Regions from separate parts of the Homo sapiens genome. Here all the other regions are linked to region 2. The links are chromatin contacts, found by Hi-C or POLR2A ChIA-PET in ENCODE. All regions are on one chromosome and are shown on one strand. Each heading gives the region's core, a stretch centred on a gene start or an enhancer-like site at or near the end of the contact. The rest is flanking DNA. Distances are from core to core; before and after follow the strand shown.

Region 1 (4,532 bases), core at 47-2,546, 530 kb before region 2:
AGATGCGGGCTTAGAGCCTAATGGGCGAGGCCAACTCAAGTAGGAATCGAAGGGGCGGGGCTACTGGAGAACGGAATCACCCAGAACGAAAAAGGGGTCCGGTAGAAGGGATTCAGTTGGAAGAAGGAATTAGGGAAAAGGAGGTGGAGCTAGCACTAATCTCGCACGCTATACTGAGTGGCTGCCTAATTTTGCTCGTGCAGTACCCCTCAAGCCTCTTTTCTCTGCTGTCCCACAGGAAGCTACGTTGACTATTTCTCCTCGTCCCTTTATCAGTAAGTGTGTAAAAGGGGAGCGTGTAAAAGCCCCGTTTAGAGAAGTGCTTGTCTCGCTATGAGTTATCAGATGACTCTGGGACTCCATTTCCCCGTCCATGAAATGGGCAGGTTAATGATCTCTAAGCGTCCTGGGGTGGGCTTTGAACACCAGCTGTCTAACTTCTGGCGTTCTCGTCTCCAGGGCCCTGGCAGACATGCTGGAAACGCCGGAACCCTGACCCAGTCGCTCGACTGCGACGCAGGTGTACCTCCCCCTGCCTTCCAACCCCTTTCCACGAGCTATATTTATTTCTCCGAATAAACGTGCTCCCCGAAACCTCATTGTCAGACGTGGGGTCTGGGAATCTCAGGGCATCGGGGAATGCGGGTAGGGTCTAGAGACCTGGACCTAGACTTGAGGGATGAGGGGCCTGGACTCCTGGCTCGAGGTGGTTGGTTGAACAGCCCCCCCCCCCCCCGCAAAAAAAAAATCAGTCAACAAGGAAGCTTTTTGAAACAGTTCTCTTTACCCGTGATCACTGAGTGACGCCTGGGGCGGGGAGGCCGACCGAGAGTCGGGGGCGAGGGCTCCCCCACCGTCCCCCTGCCCCCACGCCACGTCGCCCAGCGGCATCGTGGAAAGAGGATTCTCCCATGCAAACCCCGGAGCCAGAGGAGAAGGGGAAGCGCCATTCTGCGCCCCCTACCCCCGGGGCACGGACACGGCCACAGCACGGGGGGCGGTGAGGCCCCGGGGACACGAGACACGGGGGAGGGAGAGGGGAACCCGCCCGCAGATGACCCGGGGGACCGGCGACCGGACGCGGCGGGGCGGAGCTGAGTGGCACAGGGGGCGAGGCTTGTAGCAGCGAGTCCCCCCTCCCCTCCTTTCGGACGAAGAAGGAAGACTTGGGCCCCGCGACTGGGCAGGAAAAAGGGGAGGGAGCAGCCTCTCCCCGCATGCGGCCCGGGAGGGAAGCCCCGCCCCCTTCCCGCGGGTAAAGGACACCCGTCTCCCAACAGAAACTGATCAATAAATTACAAAGTAGAGAAAAGGAAAGCGGACGTTTGGGGCGGGATTTCTTCCTCCCCGCTTCTTCCCCCTCTCAGTCCAGTTCATGTGGTTTGGTCCAGGCCCCGGCCCTGTGCGAGGCGGGCGCGCGCACTCCCGCTGGTCTGTACAGATGGTCCAGTCCTCGGCGCGAGCTCCCCCGCCCGCTCTCCCCGGCGAGGCCACAGTCCGGGCAGGAGAGGGAACAGCCCAGCCTCGGGAAGATTCTTCCGTCCGAGTGAGGTCACCTGCATGACGCCGGGCAGCGCGTGGAGCAGTGAAGATCCACCGTGCCGCCCCGCACCCCCAAGGTCGCCCAGCACGGTCCTCACCTGGAGGCCTGCACTAGCAGGAATAGGTCCGGACCGAAACGCCGTCTGCCCGGGAACTCCCAGAAGTCTGGCCTGGAGGGAGAGCGAGCAGCGGTTCAGCCTGGAGCACCCTCCTCCCTGTTCCTCTCCAGGATTCCTCCCTTTGGACTTCCCTTCCCGATGTCACAACGATCGCCGGGCTCCACATGGGTTTCCCTCCCTTCCCCGCAGCCAAGGACTCAAACTCGCATTGGGCGAGTTCACTCCCGCCCTGGGAAGGGGGAGTGGGATTTATCCATTTCATCCTGACGGGGGAGTCCGGAACGTTGGAGCAGTCCATTCCTCAGGGGTGGGCGAGAAAGGACTAGGCCATTCCAGAACCCGGACTACTGAGGTGGTCCATGCCCCACCCTAGGGAAGCGAGGAAGGGCTGTCGCATTTGGGAGCCCCCCACCTTCTGGCTGCAGCTTGCGGAGAGGGAGCCCCGGAGAGCCCAGGGCTCCCGCTGCAGCCGAACGAAAGTTGGGGGGCAACATCTCAGCTGAGTCGGGAGTTACGCCTCGGAGGTCCTTCTCCCGGAACATCTTCCGCCAGGATGGGGAGCGGCTGAAAGACTTGGCGCTGTCCTAGGTATAGGAGCCGGACAGCCGGTGAGGGACTCCTGCCTTGTCTGACTCCGCCCCTTCCTTTGACTCCACCCCTCTCCGGGTCTCACCTCTCCTTTAACCCCGCCCCTCTCCTGGCCCCGCCTCCAACCGTGACCATTAATAGTCAGGCCCCGCCCCCTCAGCTCAGCCTCTCGAGGAGCCGCTGGGAGCAGAGCCCTCTGAGCTGTTGCCGCGCCCACCTCGTCCAGCCGCCTGTCTGTGCCTAAGGAGATAAGGTTGCTGAATTCCTTCTCCAGAAGCTGCCGGGCCTGGAAAGAGGAGGTGGAGGGGGCGGTTGGAGCGTGCAGTCTGCGAGGTGGGGACGCCCAGCATGCTCCGGGCCCAGCGGCAGCTCACCTGTGCATTCTGCGTGGGGATCTGCAGGAGCAAGGCCAGGTCGGAGTAGTCGAAGGTCTCGTCCAGGGCGAGCAGTGCCCCGTGTACCCCGCTCTCCGTGAGGTTCGTGGCAAATTCCTTCAGGCCCAGCCCGGACACCCAACCCATGACCCGCTCATTGGACCACACCATCACGTCTGGGGACGGAAGGGACCCTCAGCCGTGCCCCTCCCGTGGCCTGGAGAGTTCAGTTTAGCCCATACCTCCACCTCCATTTGGTCTCTTCGGGCCACGCCCCCCACGCTGGCTCCACCCCCACGGTTATGGTGCCAATTTGCTTCTCCGGTCTCCCCCTACCCCCTCTCCTCCCCATCCAGCTCCACGCCCTCCACCTGGCTCCCAAAGGGACCCTTAGGCTCTACTCACCTCGGATCTGGGTCTGACTTTCTTCCCGCCTCCGCTCCAGGTCCTTCCGGTCATAGTTGAGCCGTTTCAGGCACATAATCCCATAATGTAGACTCACCCTGAGCAGCAGGGGAAGTGGAGTCACGGATGAGCTTTCCAGTCCCCTAGACTGCTGCTCCTACGGGTCCCTCCCCACTGGCTGCGCTCTTCTTGGAAAGGGTGGGGAGCTGATAAGTTCTATTGACTGTTGACCCCCTCAGGAGGTGAGGCATTTTCAATAATAGGCACTTCCTACTGGCCAGCCTGGAAGGGGTCCAGGGTTAACTAGCCAAGCCATTTCAGGATCTGAACTTTTCCTGTGGACCATCTCATTGGTGAAAGGAGCACAGAGTCAGGATTTCCTGAGAACTCAGGCTAAAAGGGCCAAGATAAGCCTGGGAATCTCCCATGGCCAATCCTATTGGCCAAAGACTCTCTGGGGTGGGGCTTCCCTTTGGACTGTCCCCACTGGCCAGGCAGCCCCCACCTGTGAAAGCTGTCCACCATCTTGAGTTGGCCCCGGAGCTCCTTCTTGTTAAGGTGATCTAACATTCGAGCGTCCACCAGCGACTCCATGAAGTAGCTGCGGTATTGGGGCAGCCCCAGGCTGGGCAGCCAGTCGTTCCCCACCCACTCGTGGTTCATGTCGCCATATGCCAGGATCTGGGGCCATGGGCAGGTGAGGGAAGAGTCAGGCCCTCTGGCCCCTTCCCACTGTGCATGAGAGGGGTACAGTCCAACCTCCCAATCCAAGGTTTTTTCCCACCCCATGGTAGGACAATGACCAATCTCTGCTCAGGATAATGGACCAATCCAGAGTTGTCTCCTAGCCCTTCATGACAGCATATACTCTTGGCTACTCAAACAGTTGTCCTGAGACCTAGAGCGTCACCATCACCTGTGGACTTGCTGGAATTGCAGAATCTCAGACCTTACTCCAGACCTACTGAAGTCGGTATCGGCATTTTCACAAGACCCTCAGGTGATTCGAAATATACATTATATTTATTTTTAAATTTCTTTCTTTCTCTCTTTCTCTCTCTCTCTCTCTCTCTCTCTTTCTGAAAGAGTCTGCTATGTCACCCAGGCTGGAGCGCGGTGGCACGATCTCGTCTCACTGCAACCTCCCCATCCCAGGTTCAAGCAATTCTCTTGCCTCAGCCTTCGAGTAGCTGGGATTACAGGTACGAGCCACCACGCCCGGCTAATTTTTGTATTTTTTAGTAGAGACGGCGTTTCACCATGTTGGCCAGGCTGGTCTCAAACTCCTGACCTCAAGGGATCCGCCCACCTCAGCCTCCCAACGTGCTGGGATTACAGGCATGAGCCACCGCGCCTGGCTGTATTTGTTTATTTTTTAGAGACAGGGTCTTACTATGTTGCCCAGGTTGACCTCAGCTTCGTGGGCTCAAGCGGTCCTCCTGCCTCAGTCTTCCAAGTAGCTGAGACTACAGGTGTGTGCCACCCCACTACACATTAAATTTGG
Region 2 (4,559 bases), core at 2,058-4,557:
GCCTGGGCAACAGACCAAGACTCTGTCTCAAAAAAAAAAAAAAAAAAAAAAAAAAGAGAGACAAATGTAGGAAGAAGTTTGCTTATTGCCAAATCATGTACCTAGCATCCAACCCACAGTAGCAACAGCACCAGATAGTATGTGCCAAGGAATGACACGGAGAGAAGGGGGAACAGAAACCCAGTAAGACTGAGACTGGGGCACAGCAACTGAGCTTGGGGCCCTGGGAGAAGGAAAGGCAGAGACACTGGGCAAAGAAGCTGAGATTCAAACATAGAGCCTAAGTCACACAGACGAGAGGACAGGGAGGAGGAAAAGGAGAAAGGACCCTGCAGCTCACACACACTTGCTGTGTGACTGCTGGGAAGCCCCTGAATTCTTGGCCTCAGCTGTCCTGTCTGGGAAGTAGGGAGAAAGCTATTCACACTGAAACAGGAATTAAAAGAAATTAAAGAATGTGTAAGCAAAAACTCAGTTGTATGTAAAAAACCCAATTCCCCCTGAGGAAGAGAAAGAGATTGAGTCCTTTATTTTTTTTTATTTTTTTTTTTTTTGAGACGGAGTTTCGCTCTGTCGCCCAGGCTGGAGTGCAGTGGCGCGATCTCGACTCACTGCAAGCTCCGCCTCCCGGGTTCACGCCATTCTCCTGCCTCAGCCTCCCGTGTGTAGCTGGGACTACAGGCGCGCGCCACCATGCCCGGCTAATTTTTTTTGTATTTTTAGTAGAGACGGGGTTTCACCGTGTTAGCCAGGATGGTCTCGATCTCCTGACCTCGTGATCCGCCCATCTCGGCCTCCCAAAGTGCTGGGATTACAGGCGTGAGCCACTGCGCCCGGCCCGAGATTGAGTCCTTTAAAAATTAACTGCCTGTTTTTCTGTTTGTGGCTAGTGAGCCTTATCTAACTCCCTTTCCCAGGCATCGTGAAGACCCTGTTTCTCTAACTGTGCAGCTGCAAGGTCACTAGACAGGATAAACTCAAGTCCTAAAACATGTTTTTCCTTGAAAAGTAAGAAATAATGTAATGCATGTCTCAATTGAATAACTGTCTTTGTTTCTCGCTGCTATAATATGCTTCCCCCTGCACAGATCTCCCCCTACCCCACGAAATACTTAAAATGTAACTTGACTCTTTGTTCGGTGCTCAGTCTTTTTCGATGTTAATCTGACTGGGCCAGTGCACCTAAATAATAAATAATAAGTATCCTCCTCAACCCCTCAGTTTCTCTGATTCCTAAATTATCCCACTGGAACACCTGCCTGGAGAGAAGGTCTGAAATCACTTATGGAAGGGCTCCCAGGCTGGGCGCGGTGGCTCATGCCTGTAAGCTCAACACTTTGAGAGACTGAGGTGGGAGAATCCCTTGAGCTCAGGAGTTCAAGACCAGCCTGGGCAACAGAGGGAGACCTAGTCTCTAGAAAAAATAAAAAAATTGGCCGGGTGCAGTGGCTCATGCCTGTAATCCCAGCACTTTGGGAGGCCGAGGCCGGCGTATCACCTGAGGTCGGGAGTTTGAGACCAGCCTGACCAACATGGAGAAACCTCATCTCTATGAAAAATACAAAAGTAGCTGGGTGTGGTGGCGCATGCCTGTAATCCCAGCTACTTGGGAGGTTGAGGCAGGAGAACTGCTTGAACCCGGGAGGCGGAGGTTGCAGTGAGCCAAGATCGTGCCATTGCACTCCAGCCTGGGCAACAAGAGCGAAACTCCACCTCAAAATAAATAAATAAATAAAAATAAAAAAATTAGCCAGCCATGGTGGAGGCTACTTGGGAAGCTGAGGTGGGAAGATCACTTTAGCCCAGGAGGTTGCAGCTGCAGTAGGCTGTGATTGTGCCACTGCTTTCCAGCCTGGGCAAGAGTGAGACCCTGTTTTTTCTTTTTTTTTTTTGAGACGGAGTCTCACTCTGTCACCCAGGCTGGAGTGCAGCGCGATCTCGGCTCACTGCAACCTCTGCCTCCCGGGTTCAAATGATTCTCCTGCCTCAGTCTCCCGAGTAGCTGGGATTACAGGTGCGCATCACCATGCCTGGCTAATTTTTGTATTTTTAGTAGAGATGGGGTTTCACCATGTTGGCCAGGCTGATCTCGAACTCCTGGCCTCAGGTGATCCGCAGGCCTTGGCCTCCCAGAGTGCTGGGATTACAAGCTTGAGCTACCACGCCTGGCCTCCAATTTTTTTTTTTTTTTTTTAAAGAAAAGCTTCAGATTTTGTCTTTCCACAGTATGAGGATCTTGGCTTTTAGATGGTCCCTTACCTGGTCCTGCTGCTCCTCTGCTTCAAGGTGTCCATTCATCTGCTGGTCCTCTGCTCTGTTACATCAACGGGACCCTGGCCCTGGGTCTTAAGCCATAGTAGGCTGGTAGGAGCAAGGAGTCAGGTCTCACTGTCCTGGCCTGACCTTCAGCTCTGTGGAGGAGAGGTAAGTGAGGAGCAGCATTGACAGCCAACTGCAGGAGGCCCTTCCAGGCTCAATGTGCCTGAGAACCAAGAGGCAGGGGCCTCCCTGGCGGGTGGGGGGAAGAGTAGATAAGTCATTTTAATCACTGCCCCAGCCAGTCCATCTGGTTGCACACAATATGTATGCTATAATAGGAGTGAAGGCTAATTTTTATTGAGCACTTATTATGTGCAAAATATTGACCTCAGCAGTTTTATTAACTTTCATAATCCTGAAAAACACCCCTGTGTGCCAGGCCTGTTGTCATCCCCTTTTTGTCCATAAGGAGAGTAAGGCCCAAAGAAGTTAAGTGATTTTCCCAAGATCACAGAGAGGTTAAATGACTTGCCCAATCACCCCATTAGTAACTAGCAGAGCCAGGATTTGAATTTGGTTATAGCCTTGCAAGGCCCCATCTCACCATCTTTCTTTGCCACTACTTCTCCCTGGGTCTCCATCTCACCCCTCTTTCTAGGTCTCCTTCCTACCCTTTGGGCCTCCATTCCCCCCACCCCCAAGCCACGGAGTCTCCATTTTGCCTCCCCTATGAAACTCTGTCTCCCTCTTTCTAGGTCAGGGAAGGGCCATCTAGGGGCCGGGGGAGAAGGAGAAGCGGAACTCAAAGGATGGGAATACAGGATGCTATAGATTGAGGTGCAGCAAGATCATCTCGGGTTAGACCTTAAGTAGGACTTCCCAAGCAGCGGCTGCGCCTACGAAGTGCAGCGCGAGATCAGGGAGCGGTGAACCTGATAAGGAAACGCCCGAAGCGTGGGGTCGGAAATTTCCAGATGCCCCGACTAGCCCTGCCAGCCCCGCCTCCTCACCTCCAACACTGGGCCCGCCGGGTCCTCCGGGAGCCACTGAGAGGCCGTCGGCGTCGGGCCAGAGCGTCACCGCGCGACGCATCGTGCTAGCTACACGCATCTCGCTCCCAGATCCCTTTCTTCCGGAAAGCTATCGAGAACACGGCCTGGGTAGGGCCAGAGAGGCCCCCGACGTGCTGGCCCTTCCCTCTTGGACGTTGCGCTTGTTCCTGCGCTCTATGCTCTCTGCCGTTATCGCCCGGCTAGTCAGTCGTCCAACTCACCACAGAGAAGTCCGGATCGTGGTAGAGCGCCGCGTCGCACCCATGTGACGTCACGGCGGCGCCACTCGCTTGAGGCTTTCCCCGCCCACCCCAGCCCGTTCTCTCTTTCCGGACCTGGCCGAGCAGGAGGCGCCATCATGGTGAGCTCGCTTTGCGGCGTTCGGGGCTGGATAATCCGCTGCCATCCGCCGTGGTTTTGGGCTAGGGGCACGCTGGAGGGCGGCAGGGGGTCTGCGGCTGCCCGGAGGGAGCAATTCCCGATACTGGGGACCTACTCTGGGGGCCAGGAAAGCAGGGATGGGTCAGTCATAGCCTACCGCCCCCACTTAGTAGATGACCAAGTGGAGGTACTCGGAGGCTGATATGACTGGGTTTACAAAGCCAGGAAGTGGCAGAGCCAGGATTCCGACCCAGGTGGCTGGACCCGCAGCCACTCTTAGTTATTTGGCTTTGCTGCCTTTATCTGGACCTGTCACTTTCTAGTATGAAAAGTCGGGTTCGATGGGGGCCGCGGCGGGTGAGAGGATCGAGAGCCGAATAACTGGATTTGGGGACCAGGCAGGTCTCTGAGTCTCAGGCCCCTTCCCACCTTGTGATGGTTTTTGAGCCTTTGCCCCAGTGTCTGGCTGTTCGTTGGGTACACAGTAATCTCATCTGACAAGTTTGTGAATTTGGGAAGAAATAATTCACAGGAGATGCTCATCACGGGGTTTTGCACACAGTAAGTGCTGCATAAGTGGAGCTATTAAATAGTTCTTGTAATTGTCAACACAGTCTGAAAAACTTAAGTTGCTCAGAAAGGCAGCAGGGCGGTAGGAGCCTGGCGAGGCGGCTCACGCTTGTTATCCTAGCACTTTGGGAGGCCGAGGCGGGAGGATTCCTTGCCCAGGAGATCAAGACCAGCCTGGCCAATATTGTGAGACCCTGTCTCCACTTTAAAAACGATGTTTTAAAAAGACACTATTTGGTAAGGGTTGTTGGATTGACTGATGCTGTAGGAGAGGTGGTTCTAGTAGTATTGCTAGGT
Region 3 (4,311 bases), core at 1,598-4,097, 820 kb before region 2:
AAGGAAAGGAGGAAGGAAGGAAAGAAGGAAGAAAGAAGGAAAAAGAAGAGAAAGAAAAAGGAAGGAGGAAGGGGAAAGGAAGGAAGACAGAGAAAGAAGGAATGAAGGAAGGAAAGAAAAAAGAAGAGAAAGAAAAAGGAAGGAGGAAGGGGAAAGGAAGGAAGACAGAGAAAGAAGGAATGAAGGAAGGAAAGAAAAAAAGAAAAAGGAAGGAGGAAGGGGAAAGGAAGGAAGACAGAGAAAGAAGGAATGAAGGAAGGAAAGAAAAAAGAAGAGAAAGAAGAGGAAGGAAGGAAAGAAAAGGCAGGCAGGCAAGCACAATGTGTCTGCAATGGGGTGAATTGTGAGGGAGGGGGAGAAAAGACGGGGAAGAGGTCAGGGTGGGAGTGACTTCAGGTAGGGTCTTTCCGGCCGCGGAACGGATGAGCGAACGTGGGCGCCGTGTCCACCAGAGGGCGCAACCTTTCCCTGCCCATCGTCTCAGAGAACTACATCTCCCAGCGGCCCTCGGAGTGCGCGGCCCTTCTCAAACGAGCGCTGAGGCTCAGAGGCCGCTGGGACTTGTGGTTGGGACGGTGAGCCGCTGGAGGGGGCCGAGTAACTCATTCCCAGGTCCTGAAAAAGTGTGCGGCTGAGTCCTTTCCTCCTTCCTCGGTTTCCATGGCGATGGTTTCGGCAAAGGCCCAAGTTTTGGCAGCGGCGGGGCCCGCTTCCCACTCCCTCCTCTTCACCATCTGCTCCACCCTCACACCTGGCCCCAAGCCGCAACCACCGCCTCCGCACCCGGGCCGGGGACTCTGCAGCCACTGGGTGGCGCGTGTGAGCGGCTCCCGCGCTGCTACTTCAGCCCCACGAGTCCCAGTTCCTACCTCCCTCCTGCCTCAGACCCGCAGCGTCCTCCGTTCTGGGGTCCCAGGGGTTTCTCAAAGCTGTGAGACCCAGAGACACAGCCAGTCAAGGCTGGAAGCGAGAGGCTGCGGCGGTCAGTGGCTTCCCGGCCACCCCGTCCTTGGCGCCCGCCCGACGCGCCGTCTGCTCCTCCCACCCCACCGCGGGCCGCATCATGAAAATTTAATACCAAATGCATTTGCGGCCCGACGCGGGGAGGTAGTGGGGAAAGGATCACCCTCCTGGGGCCTGGATCTGGAGGTGGACTCAGCGCCGGGAGATGGGCTGGTCTGAGGACAGGAGCGGGGCGGGACCCTGTCTGCGGGCCCAGGACAGGGAAGGGCCGGGCTCTACCCAACGGGGCGGCGCTGGAATTCCGGCGTGGAGACAGAGTTCGGTGGGCGGGGACAGATTCCGGGGGTGGGAGCAGGACTGGGAGGGCAGGGACAGATCCCAGAGGCGGAGGCGGTGGGCGGGGGACAGATCCCATGGGGCAGGGGCAAGACTGGGAGGGCGGGGACAGATCTCAGGGGCGGAGGCCAGAGCTCGGTGGGCGGGGTCAGATTCCGGGGGCGGAGGCAGGACTGGGAGGTCGAGGACAGATCCCAGTGGCGAGGGTCAGAAGTCGGAGGGCGGGGACAGATCCCATGGGGCCGGGGCAAGACTGGGAGGGTAGGGAGAGATCCAGGGGGCGGGGAGAACTGGGTGGGCGGGGACAGATCCCATGGGGCAGGGGTAGAACACAGAGGGCGGGGACAGATCCCAGGGACGGAGGCCAGAACTCGGTGGGTGGGGACAGATTCCAGGGGGCAGAGATAGATCCTGTGGGGAAGGGGTAGAACTCAGATGGCAGGAACAGATTCCAGGGGGCAAGGACAGAACTGAGAGGGCGGGAACAGAGCCAGGGACAGATCCTAGGAGAAGGGGACACAACTCCAACGGTGGGGAGAGAACTCAGAGGGCGGGGGCAGAACTCAGGTCAGCGACAGATCCTAGGGGAGGAGACAAATTCAGAGGGCGGGTGAGGATGCCAGGGGGTGCGGATCACAATTTAGGGGGCGGGACAGATCTCAGGGGGTGGAGACAGAACTCAAATAGAGGAATGGATCCCCCGGAGCTAGGGAAGAACTCAGAGCGCGGACAGATCCCAGAGGAGCAGAGAAATAACACAATGGGGAGACTATGGGGTCGCAGCTGGCACTGGCGGGGTGTGTGAAATATAACTGTGGGGGGCGGAAGCCAGAGGGAAGAAAATCGGGGTTAGGGAATGAAACTCAGGGAGAGAAGCAACAGGGAGGAGAGAGACGCCGGAGGGAGAATAGAGCTGGAGGAGTATGGGATTCAAAGGGGAAAGATGGAAACTAAGGAGGAGATGGAGCTCAAGGGTGAAGAACCCGGGTGGCGAAAGGGACTAGAGGGGGACGACAGGTGGATCGAAGTAGGCGTTGGACTTGAGGGGAAAGAATTTCCCTTGAATGAGAAAACAAAGAACTCCCTGGATGAGACTATTGGAACTGGGGACGAGGTGGGATGGGGATGGAATTGCGGGGTGGGGGCGGGGAGGAGTGAAGGAACTGGAGGATGAACGCAGAGGGAAAGTCAGAGAAGACAGGATTGTAAGGGACGCAATTAGGGGGAACAGAAGTCGGGGAGAGAAATGATGGGGATGAGAACTCAGGAGAGGAGAGAAAATCTGGGTAGGAGCCAGGGGTGATGGAACAGGGATAGGGGGAGTAGCCTGGGGAAGGAACAGAATTGGGGGGCGTGAACTCGGAGGCGTGAGTTCAGAACCCACAGGCGTGGTCTTGGAAGGCTCAGGAGGGGACAGGACGAGGATGAAAGGGCTGCGAGAGGGGGCGGGTCTGACAGACGAGGGGAGGGGCCTGGTGGGGCCGGGGCGGGGCCTCCCGCGCCCCGCCCCCGGCGCTGAGTCCTGTGACAGCCCCCGGGCCGCCTGCACTTGCAGCCTCCTTCCCCCCGAGCGGAGCTGCGGGGCCGGCCGGGCCGGGGCTGGACCCCGGGAACCCGGACGCGGCCGCCCGGGCCCGCGGGCGGGGGGATCGGCGGGGGGGACCCGCGGGGTGACCGGCGGCAGGAGCCGCCACCATGGAGTTCCGCCAGGAGGAGTTTCGGAAGCTAGCGGGTCGTGCTCTCGGGAAGCTGCACCGGTGAGCCTGGCGGGGGTCCCGGGAGAAGAGTGGGAGGATCTGAGGAGGATGCTAATTCCCACCTGGGCGCAGACTGACAGATGAACGGGCGATACCCCGGCATGGGGGTCCACCCATCTGTCCAGTTTTCTGCCGTGGGCTCCGACGGCGCTGTTCTCCCTGGTCGAGCCTTGTCCATTATCCTGTTCCTTTTTCTGCACCCCACCCCACCCGGCTCCACTCTCTCTGGTGCTGTAAATGCCTCTCTCCCGGGTCTCTGGCTCCTCCCCCACCACTTCTGGGTCTCTGTCCCCGTCTCTTTCTGGATGTCTCTGCCCCTTTTCTCTCTGGGTCTCCGTCTCCCTCTTTTTCCAGATCTCGGCTCCCTTCTCTCTGGGCCCCTCCTTCTCCCTAGATCTCTGCCTCCGCTTCTTTGCGTCTCTGTGCCCCTCTCTCTGGTTCTCTGGCCATTGCTCTCACTGGATCTCTATCAACTCCTGACTCAGAGTCTCTGTCCCCCTCTTTCTGGGTCTCTCCTCTTCCCTGGATCTCTGGTCCCCACTTCTCTGGGTCCCTGTCCCCGTCTCTGTGTTTTAATTCTCCCACCATGGGTCTCTCCGTCTCTCTGTGTCTTTTTCCGTTTCTGTCTGGCATGGAGTTTAATCTGCAGCTAAAGCGGATTGGGGCTCATAGCCCGTTGTCCTTGAGGGGGTGAGGCTGGGTGGAAGAAGTCACAGCACCCTGGGTCCCTGGGAGAGAAAGGAGTTAGAGGCCAAAAATTTCGGCTCCTGGGGTAGGACAGCCTTCCCAAAGGATACAGGCTGGGGCTGACAGGGACTCCCTCCCAACCAGGTTGATGACCCCAGTGAACCGAGTGTCCCTCAGGATAATCTGGACACCTCCCCACAGGCTCTCACCCCCAACCCCAGCTTTGGCTCTAAGTCAGATAAATTACTCAGCTGCGGAAAAGCCTAAAAATATATCTGGCCACAGTGCACGAAGGAGATGGCCTCATCAGCACCATGCCCCTGCCGCCGTGCCCTCAGGCCCTGTCCCCTTGGCCCACAGCCCTGACCCTGTGTTTCGCTGAGCTTCAGTCCACCTCGCTAGGCCATGGGGGTCCTTTGCTAAGTCTAACATCAGTCTTGCTTGCTGCAGATCACCTCTTAGCTCCAAAGTTACCCCACCCTCTAGTAACATGAGAGACAAGAATAAGGCTGGACAGAAGTGGGGGGAGGTGGGCAGGAGGATGGTGCAGTGACGGAGGTTGGTGGTG

What was found. A loop is a pair of places that touch in the nucleus more often than their neighbours do. ChIA-PET counts read pairs that join two places held with the same protein, here RNA polymerase II (POLR2A). Pooled maps may share reads with other maps.
Region 1: a pooled map shows a loop between it and region 2 (6-fold over the local background). The contact joins the enhancer-like site here to the promoter of SPHK2 in region 2. A Hi-C loop is called at or near these places in 4 of 50 pooled maps. POLR2A ChIA-PET finds 5 or more read pairs at or near these places in 3 of 52 experiments (K562, WTC11 and activated CD8-positive, alpha-beta memory T cell).
Region 3: a loop to region 2 is called in a pooled map, with 5 times the contacts of the local background. The contact joins the promoter of SLC17A7 here to the promoter of SPHK2 in region 2. A Hi-C loop is called at or near these places in 1 of 37 single-sample maps with no recorded cell type and 8 of 50 pooled maps. POLR2A ChIA-PET finds 5 or more read pairs at or near these places in 1 of 52 experiments (WTC11).

Annotation. Positions count from the first base shown.
Region 1 is chr19:49,147,260-49,151,791 of GRCh38, reverse strand. PPFIA3 (PPFI scaffold protein A3) reads right to left here. Exons shown (of 30, transcript NM_003660.4): 24 at 3,534-3,709; 25 at 3,029-3,126; 26 at 2,624-2,799; 27 at 2,467-2,535; 28 at 2,074-2,245; 29 at 1,641-1,712; 30 at 766-1,556. The coding sequence ends at 1,654. It overlaps HRC (histidine rich calcium binding protein), which reads left to right. Exons shown (of 6, transcript NM_002152.3): 5 at 239-275; 6 at 460-594. The coding sequence ends at 496. Among named protein-coding and RNA genes, the nearest start is that of HRC, 5.9 kb to the left of the region's middle. RefSeq lists enhancers at 1-460, 2,050-2,269. Within about 2 kb of position 1,296, at least 34 of the 41 ENCODE cell types and tissues checked have a DNase peak (open chromatin) inside an H3K27ac peak, as active enhancers do.
Region 2 is chr19:48,618,254-48,622,812 of GRCh38, reverse strand. It overlaps SPHK2 (sphingosine kinase 2), which reads right to left and starts at 3,307. Exons shown (of 7, transcript NM_020126.5): 1 at 3,270-3,307; 2 at 2,260-2,411. The coding sequence starts at 2,298. It overlaps RPL18 (ribosomal protein L18), which reads left to right and starts at 3,635. Exons shown (of 7, transcript NM_000979.4): 1 at 3,635-3,672. The coding sequence starts at 3,670. RefSeq lists enhancers at 2,964-3,053, 3,214-3,893, 4,164-4,559.
Region 3 is chr19:49,440,063-49,444,373 of GRCh38, reverse strand. It overlaps SLC17A7 (solute carrier family 17 member 7), which reads left to right and starts at 2,847. Exons shown (of 12, transcript NM_020309.4): 1 at 2,847-3,056. The coding sequence starts at 2,995. RefSeq lists an enhancer at 444-553.